Regions from separate parts of the Homo sapiens genome. Here region 2 is linked to region 1. Evidence: chromatin contacts called from ENCODE Hi-C or POLR2A ChIA-PET data. All regions are on one chromosome and are shown on one strand. Each heading gives the region's core, a stretch centred on a gene start or an enhancer-like site at or near the end of the contact. The rest is flanking DNA. Distances are from core to core; before and after follow the strand shown. Region 1 overlaps LOC107985440 (a long non-coding RNA gene). Region 2 has its middle 36 kb from the start of MGME1.

Region 1 (4,670 bases), core at 1,535-4,034:
AGCTAGGGACTTCCCCAAGGCCTTCTTTCCAGTAAGCAGCCCCCTGCAGCCACCGCACAGACCCCCTCAGGCCTCAGGTCCCTCTTGGGCCCGTCTCCACTGTGACAAGGGGAAGCCAGGACAGGGAAAGCTCACGGTGAGTTTGAACTTGAGATGCCTGGGGCTGGCAGATCAGTGCTTTGTTCCTCTGTCCTGTAGTATTCCACCAACCCCCTGGCACTGTCCTGAATGACACGTGTGTTCCTTACACACGTGCCATGCTCTACAGCCCATCTAGTGCGTCGGGAGGCAGCATCCCATTTAATCCATGCACATCCTGTCTGAGAGTCGCTATTTATAAGCCCATTTCATAGGTGAAGGAGCTGAGGCCCAAAGAGGTGAGAGACTTCAACAGGCAGTATGTGGCAGAACGAGGGCTCACAGGGCCTAACGCTTGCGCCTTGGAAGGTTCAGCCTGTCTGGGGACACAAAACTTGCACTCACGAAATAACTGGAGGGAAATAACTGGAGGGAAATAAAGAAGAGCTCTTTCTGGGGTCTTTTCCAACTCAACAACCCTGACGACCCCGGCTCTAGAAAAGTCCCTTGGGGAACCCTGCCAGGACAACCTGTTTCATCTCTAAGTGTTTATTACACAAACATATCTCTTATCCTTGATCCAAATGAAATCACCGCCATTCATATGTAACCAGGATATAACTGGGCCATGCTGGGGCCCATCTAAACACAGTGGCCTTTGAATAAACACAGACCTCTCCCAAAGCCCTGAAAACCTTTTTTTTTCTCAAGTCTCTTGAGCAGGCAAACATAGGAGGAGAGGAAAGAGTTGGGGGTCGGGAGCCATGTGCCAAACCCAACGCTGCCCACTGCAAACTTCTTACAGAGTCCTTCTGTCCGTCTCTGTCTCCAAAGCCCACGCCACAGGGCAGGGGCTCACCCAGCCCTCCCTCTCACCCTCAAACTCTCCGCCCTGCCAGCGTCCTGTCTCACTCCCCCTTCTCCCTCCTCCCCCTCCTACAAGCCCTCTTCCAGAGGTTTCCCTTCTGAGAGCAGCTCTAGAGGCTTTATTTTGAAAATCAAGGTAGCCCATTACCCCAGTTAGCACAACGAAGGGCTGGGTTAGGAAGTGGGTGCCTCCTCCAGAGGCCAAGGGAGAGGGGAAGTGTTTGTGGAAGTCCCTTCTTTTACCAGGTGTGGTGAAAAAGATGCTGAGCGGCAGCTAAGGGTACCTGGACTTAGCTCAGTCATTAAGTGTGCGACCTTGAGTAGGTGATTTCACCCTTGGACCTAAGAATAGAAACTGGGTATAGTGGCTCCTCCCTGAGGAGAGTACAGGGAAGAGAGACGCAGTGAACTTTGAACCCACTAGGTTTGGAGATGAAGAGTGGTTCCTGCCAATGGCACAGCCTTCATCTGATCATAAGGAAACAGACAGACCTGAACTTGAGAGCATTTCCTGAAACAATGGGTCCTTTAAAATGCCAGGGCCATGAAGGACAAAGGAAAAAGACCAAGAGACAAGACAGTGGAGGGCAGGGTGTAATCCGGGATCAAATCCTTGACGTGGGGAGGGAGTTTCTATAAGGGACTGTACATCAGATAGTAGCTATGAGTCAGTGTTCTATCTCTTGAATTTGATAAATTGCACCGCAGGTGTGTAAGAAGATGTCTTCATGTTTAGGAGATAGATGCTGAAATATTTAACGATAAAGGGGCAGGAGGTCTCCAACTTTCTAAAGTGTTTCAGAAATTAATAACAGTTTGCGTATATATATGTGAATACGTGTATATACACACATATATAAGAGAGAGAGGCAAATGTTACAAGTTGGGAAACCTGGATGATTTTTGTCTCATTTTTATAAGTTTTTTTCTAAGTGTGAAAGTATTTCAAAACAAAAAGTTAAAAAATAAAAATTGAAAAAAGCAGCGATACATAAGCGCTCTGAGTTTTATGAATTTTAATCAATTAAAGAAGCTTGTTGTTACTCCATTCAGTCATTCATTCAACAAATATTGGCTGAGCTCCTACACTGTGTGGGACACTGTGCTAGGTGTCAGGATGCAGCGAACAAAAGGCCCGGCCTAGCGACCAGACCAAGGTTGGGTCTGCAGTGCATTCCAGGGGCCTCCCCATAACCCCCAACCCCTCCCGCTTTGAGACCCAGGCTCTCCTTGCCCTAGAGGCCAGGCTGTCCCTGCTGCCAGGGGGCCCTTCCTGAGAACTGCCCTCACCTGAAGAGACCCACTTTGACCAAGCTTATGTCCCCTCCTGGCATCCAATGTCTGGTCATTTGGGCCCCCTTGCCTGGACTGGAATAACTCCAAAGACTATCCCAGCTTCAGATCTCCCACAGGGCCAGCTCCAGCCCTCATGGTGACAACATCGCAGTTCAACTCCTCCCTCTGCCCAAGAGCACTGTCCGAAAACTTCCTGCATATAACCTCTGTCTCAGAGTTTGTGTCCGAGGAACATGGTCATTACAGAGTCCCAACAGGAAACAAATGTCACAATCAAATTAAGAGAATTCCAGATGACTTATTAAAAGGACTGTTTACAAAGGTATGGGCAGGGTGTATAAGACCACCAAGAAAAATGCAGTGACCTGGGGCTAGGAACAATTAAGCCTTTACCAAAGGAGATAGCTACGTGGAAAAGGCAACCGTTGGCGGAGTAAGGTCCTTCAGCTGAGACTCAACCAGCCCGAGATGACCCAGCAGAGACGGAGCCACAGGAATAAGCAAATGCCTTTCCTCACTCTCCTCGTCCCCTTCCTGCTACTCCTGCCCGGGCCCCCCATTGGCCACACCCAGCCGGAAGTCTGAAGAAGGATGAGGGTGGCTCTGGTGGCGGACGGAAGACCTCAGTACAGAGTCCCATACAGCACCCGAGCTTGACCCCTCTGGGAGTGTCTGATGAAAGCTCTGGACTCTCCCCAGGAAATGGATCATAAATACACACACACAATTTTACACTTAATTTTAAGGAATTCATGGCTGCTCTCCCAGGAAGCCCAGGCACCCGAGATTAAACACCACAGTGCTATGAAGTGGTAGAAGCAGAGGCACAAAACACGAGTGATTGAAGAAGGGAAGAGAAAAGCAGAAAGAAAGGGAGGGGCACTGATGTCCTCATCTTACAGAGCTGGGAATCAGCGACTGCTGTCAGAAGAGGAAATGCTCATGCAGGAGTCAAAAATAGTCATGAAAGTTCAGACATTGGGAGTAGTGAGCTAAATGCTCATCTTAGGTATTGGGGAGTGAATAGCTGTTGTCTAAAGATGGTAACTGAGGAACGGAGGTATAAGTATGTGATTTGGAGTGTGGAGAAAATCCATAAACAGCAACTGGCAAAAGATGCTGTCTTGGGGGAGTAGGACTGGGAGTGAACAGGGGCAAGTACAGCAGGAGAGACACGATTGCTTTTCATTGTAAGCCTTTCTGATGTAACTGAGTTGTTGCCACTATATAACACACACACACACACACGCACACACATATGTGTCTGTGTGTGTATATATATAACTTTGATAAGTATAATTTTTGTAAAGAAACCTTTCCCTATTAGGATCTTCCAGCACGTCTAACCTCACAAGGCCTCAGAGCCAGTTCAACACACATACCCTTCCAGCAGACTGGCCTGTGCCCACCTGCAGAGCAGAAGTGGCCCTGCTTCAGCCACCTATTTCTGAGTCACAAAATACTCTGAAACTTGGTGACTCAAAACGACAAAAATGTATCATTTCTCTCCATTCTGTGGGTTGACCGGGTGTTTCCTTTGCTTTGCCTAGTGTTAGCTGGGACCCTGGGATGGCTGGAAGGTTACAGAATTGCCTCACTCACATGGCTCCACCGGGCTACTGGCTGGGGATCTGCGGAGCTGTTGACTGGCAGCCTTGGTTCCTCTGTGTGGGCCTCTCCACTTGGCTGCCTGGGCTTCCTCACAGAATGGCAGTGAGGGTCCAAGAAGGAGCCATTAAAGAAGTAAAGGCAGAAGCTGAAAATGACTGAAACCATTATACTTATATAGCATCACTTGCACTGCATTCTACTCATTAAAAGAAGTCAAAGGTCACCTCAGGTCCAAGAGCAGGGAATTAGATTCAATCTCTGAATGATAGCAGTGGCAGAAACAGGAATGCTTCATGGCAGAGGGAAAATACTCCACAGGATGCTCCCATTGCTCCAACAATTCTGCCACCAGCCACACCTCCACGGACTGCCTGCTGGAGACTTCCCATCCAAACTTGTGCTTCTGCACACGTCCCAGCCCTCTCAGATGCATCCTCTCTCTCAGTCTTCTCTGTCCCGTGCAACCCATGGTTCTAGATTGACATGGTCACCTTGGCTTTCGGTGTTTTTATTGTTATCTTAACCTTCATCAGATTTTATTATTTATTTATTTTTTTAAATTTATAATCATCTTCTTGGAGAATGATTCACCAAATTTTAAAATCCCAGACAATATAAACTAAGTCTTCCAAAATACTCTGTATATCCTACTGAACATCATTTCCATCCCTCCCACTGAGAATTATAGTGAACAGATGCAATCAATGTTTAAATTATGTATCTATGAATATGTAATTTATATATCCATACTTACAAGGCTGCCACATTGCATAACTCCAGGGAGGCACTTTTATGTTATAGGCTATGCAAATGGTGTC
Region 2 (4,670 bases), core at 1,257-3,756, 180 kb after region 1:
AAGGGACTCACTTGAGCTCAGGAGGTTGAGACCAGCCTGGGCAACATGGGGAAACCCTGTCTCTCCAAAAAAAAAAAAAACGGCTGGGCACGGTGGCTCATGCCTGTAATCCTAGCACTTTGGGAGCTGAGGCAGGTGGATGACCTGAGGTTAAGAGTTCGAGACCAGCGTGGCCAACATGGTGAAACCCCCGTCTCTACTAAAAATACAAAAATCAGCCAGGTGTGGTGGCACACACCTGTAATCCCAGCTACTCAGGAGGCTGAGGCAGGAGAATCGTTTGAACCCAGGAGGTGGAAGTTGCAGTGAGCCGAGATCACGCCACTGCACTCCAGCTTGGGCAATGGAGTGAGACTCCATCTCAAAAACAAACAAACAAACAAACAAACAAACAAAGCTGGATGTGGTGACTCACACCTGTAATCCCAGCACTTTGGGAGGCCGAGGTGGGTGGATCACTTGAGGTCAGGAGTTCGAGACCAGCCTGGCCAACATAGTCTCTACTAAAAATACAAAAATTAGTCGGGCATGGTGGCACATACCTGTAATCCCAGCTACTCGGGAGGCTGAGGCACAAGAATTGCTTAAACCCAGGAGGTGGAGGTTGCAGTGAGCTGAGATCGCACCACTGCATTCCAGCCTGGGCAACAGAGTGAGACTCTGTTTCAAAAACAACCACAAACCAGGGCTAGTAATTCTAACTCACTTCTGCTTTCCAAAAGCAGAATCTGAGGGCTGCTCTCTCTTTTATAAAAGGAAGATATTCGAACAAAAGGCCAGTGACAAAGGCTGTGTTATCTACAGAGATTTTCTTCCAAACAGAATCAGAAATATAGAAAATGGATACACTTTTTTGCGGTGTACTCCAATGTTATTTAGAGCAGCACAGCACAGTACATAAAATTGTCTCAAGTCGTTTAGGAAATGCTGAGGCTAGACCAGAAACAAGAGGGAGAAAATCGCCCGTTTAACAACTTTCCCCTTCATGAAGCTCGAGACACATATAGGACATGGGGCAAAGACCTGGTGTGGCTCAGGGACTTTCCACCTCCTAGCTGTGTAACCTTGAACTCACCTGTCGACATTTGGAGGCCTGGGGATTCTCAAGAAAAATGCAGTTAATGACAGCTTGCCTGCCTCACAGGGTCCCTTAAGAACCAATTGTGAGCCTACATGTCACAAGCCCTCATAGTCTGTAAAATGCTGAATAAATAGAGCAGATTGTAAGGCTATTCCCTGAGGCTAGGCATGAGGAGGTGAGCTGTGAGGAAGGGAGAACCAGCTCATTAACCAGGGGAACAAATGACAGTGTGATGGCATCCCTCCCACATCCATGGGGGCCTCTAAAATCAAGGAGCCAGCCAGTGGTAGGGCCTAGAGATGAGAGGACTGGTGGCCTCTCCAACTGCTTTCCAGTTCCAGGACCTCCAGCTTGTCACCAGGACAACCAGGCAGCCCTCACTCCCTGCACGGCAGCTCAGGTGTCACCCCAGGACATGGAATTGATCGAGAGGCCTCTGCCCCTTCCTTTGGTAGGTTTCTTTGCTGAATGCTCAAGAAGCAGCTCCCTGGTTAGGAATTCCAAGAACTTCTAACTGACAGGGAGTCCCAGCTGTCCCATCATGGAAGGCAGCCACCATATGTGTGGAGAGACTGTGAACTGTGAACTACACTTACGTAACCCTGAACTCGAGTCTTGCTCACAAGACCCAGCTCATGTTCCCTGCGCTGCGAAGCTTCCCAGGAATGGTCCGTGGTTGTTCTGTCTACTGTTGCATTTGACACAGGGCTCTGCCAAGGTATTCACCACATCTGCTTGTATATCCATCTCCCCACTAGACTCTGGGCAAGCCTCCAACTTTCAAATTATTATTATTTTTTTGAGACAGTGACTTGCTCTGTTGCCCAGGCTGGAGTGCAACACTGGTGCCAACATGGCTCACTGCAGCCTCGAACTCCTGGACTCTAGTGATCCTCCCACCTCAGCCTCTTATGTAGCTGGGACTGTAGGCATGTGCTACTATGCCTGGCTGATTTTAACAGTTTTTGTAGAGACAGGGGTCTTGCAATTTTGCCTAGGCTGGTCTCGAACTTTTGACCTCAAGTGATCCACCCAACTCAGCCTTCCAAAGTGCTGAGATTACATGCATGAGCCACCGTGCCCGGCCTAAACCTCCCATTTTATGTTTCCTCTGCCCCTGGTCTAACTCAGTGCCTGGTATGTGGCAGACACACAGGTCAGTGTTACAAATGACCATACCCTCACACTCGCTGTTCCAAATGATGGCTTCTTACTAAGAACCTGAGAATTTCTGCCTGCGGGTTTTGTCTGGGTGCGGATCAGGCCAAAGTTCCATGGAGTTAACACCCTGGGGCAACACTTAAGCAATGAAAACCAGCAGTTAGTGGATGAATAGCCCAGCACGGGACAACCCTGGGGCAGGTTCTGCACAGTCACCTGGCCAGACCCAGCAGCACTGAGCCCTGGCTGTCCACAGCAGTGACTGCTCATAACCACTCTGCCTTCTCTTTCAGTCTCACTTCCCCTCTACCATCTCACGCTTTCTGGGTCAAAGAAACTACTATCTTGGGGTCTGCTTCTGCTGGAGCTCAAACCAAGACAACTGGCTAGTTGGCTGATTGGCTGTGTGAATGGGCACGATTAGCAGCAAAGAAAGAAATGGAAGCCCGCGCGCCGGCTGGGCCCTGGCACATGCGCTGCCCCCACAGTGTGTCTAGACTACGTCGGGGCACGTGCACAGCCAACAGATCCGACACAGGAAAAAGCACTTCTCAGCTGTCCCCACCATCCTGCTATTTGTCATTCCATCCATCTGCTGTCCCCACGAAACGCTCACCCACGTCAGCTAAAATGGTACACTGGGCTTGGAATCGGCTGGGGAAATGTCAGGCTGACAGAACAGGGGGGACAACTGAAATAGCAACTGTGTGGACGGTGGTGGTGACACAAATCTGCCCCTTTGCGTAGAAGGCAGGACTCCCAGAGCTCAGGAGGCCTCTTGCGGAGGAATTGGTATGTGGCGAAGGCTGCAGGGAGGGGGCCCTGGGACTCAGGGGCAGCTAGAGCAGGGCCCTCTGCCCTGAGAGCTCTTCACCCCTTCCTCCCAGAATAGAGGAGATTGTCCAAACATAGAACTCAGTTTGTTTAAAGTCATTGTTTATTTTTAAATGTTCAGTTCGTTTTCCAATCAATCTTCCACGGTGCAGTTCAAGAAAAATGTGTGGATTTTCATGCCTGAGGTCAGTTGCAGGATGTACCTCGCAGAACAGCGTGTGCCCCTGCAAGCTGGGGATTGAGTGTTTTGTTCTGTTTTGTTTTCTCAGGGTAAAGGGGTCATTCTAAAAGCAGGACTGTTTGGATCTTAGAAGATTGGATATTTATTTATTATTTAAATTTTTTTCTTTTCTTTTTTTTTTTTTTTTTGAGATGAAGTCTCGCTCTGTCACCCAGGCTGGAGTGCAATGGGATGATCTCAGCTCACTGCAACCTCCGCCTCCCCAGTTCAAGCGATTCTCCCGTCTCAGCCTCCCCAACCAGCCGGGATTACAGGCGTGCACCACCATGCCTGGCTAATTTTTTTGTATATTTAGTATAGATGGGGTTTCATTTTGTTGGCCAGGCTGGTCTCGAACGTTTGACCTCAAGTGATCCACTCACCTCGGCCTCCCAAAGTGCTAGGATTACAGGCATGACCCACCGTGCCGGGCCTATTTTTTTTTTAATTTATTTTAGAGAGAAGGTCTCCCTATGTTGCCCAGGCCGTTCTCATACTCCTGGGCTCAAATGATCTGCCCACGTTGGCCTCCAAAAGTGCTAAGATTACAGGTGTGAGCCACCGCGCCTGGCCATGGATACTTATACATTCTTTCTACAAATATTTATTGAGTGCCTGTGTTGATCTAGGCACTGTCTTGAGCTCCAGGAAGAAAGCAGTGAGCAAATTCAACAAAATTCCCCACCTCTTCGAGATTACAGACCTGTGGGAGGGCTGGACAGTAAACAAATATATGTACAAATGTCAGGAGATTTTAAGTGTGAAGAAAAGCACAGGGGCCAGGTGTAGTGGCTCACACCTGTAATCATAGCACTTTGGGAGGCCAAGGCGGGTGGATCACCTGAGGTCAGGAGTTCAAGACCAGCCTGGCCAACATGGCAAAACCCTGTCTCTACCAAAAAATATAAAAATTAGCTGGGCATGGTGGCGGACGCCTGTAGTCCCAACTACTTGGGAGAGTGAGGCAGGAGAATGGTTTGAACCTGGGAGGCGGAGGTTGCAGTGAGCCAAGATTGCACCATCGCACTCCAGCCTGGGCGACAGAGCCAGACTCTGTCAAAAAAAAAAAAAAAAAAAAAAAAGGGAAGAAGAAAAGCAAAGGAAAGAAAATGCAATTTGAGTATTTGAGTTTGGGTGGCCAGGGAAGGTGTTCCAGTCATCTCACTGCATGCTAAGCCACCTCAAGACTAAGTGACTTGAAACAACAATCATTTGCTTATCTCTCATGATTCTGTGGACTAACTGGGCTCAGCTCGGCAGTACTTTTGTTCTATGCAGATTTTCTCTGCAGCTACAGTCCACTGGCGCTTGGCCAGGCTGGAACGGCCGGGATGCCTCACTTACATGTTTGGTGTCCTGGCAGGGATGGCTGGG

What was found. Hi-C counts contacts between places; a loop is a spot of excess contacts on that map. ChIA-PET counts read pairs that join two places held with the same protein, here RNA polymerase II (POLR2A). Pooled maps may share reads with other maps.
Region 2: a map with no recorded cell type shows a loop between it and region 1 (5-fold over the local background). The contact joins two enhancer-like sites. A Hi-C loop is called at or near these places in 2 of 37 single-sample maps with no recorded cell type and 11 of 50 pooled maps. POLR2A ChIA-PET finds 5 or more read pairs at or near these places in 1 of 52 experiments (A549).

The regions. Positions count from the first base shown.
Region 1 is chr20:17,822,612-17,827,281 of GRCh38, forward strand. The region is part of intron 2 of LOC107985440 (a long non-coding RNA gene); the gene reads right to left. Among named protein-coding and RNA genes, the nearest start is that of BANF2, 120 kb to the left of the region's middle. Within about 2 kb of position 2,785, at least 7 of the 41 ENCODE cell types and tissues checked have a DNase peak (open chromatin) inside an H3K27ac peak, as active enhancers do.
Region 2 is chr20:18,002,990-18,007,659 of GRCh38, forward strand. No RefSeq gene overlaps it. Among named protein-coding and RNA genes, the nearest start is that of MGME1, 36 kb to the left of the region's middle. RefSeq lists enhancers at 2,170-2,731, 2,780-2,839, 4,418-4,670. Within about 2 kb of position 2,507, at least 5 of the 41 ENCODE cell types and tissues checked have a DNase peak (open chromatin) inside an H3K27ac peak, as active enhancers do.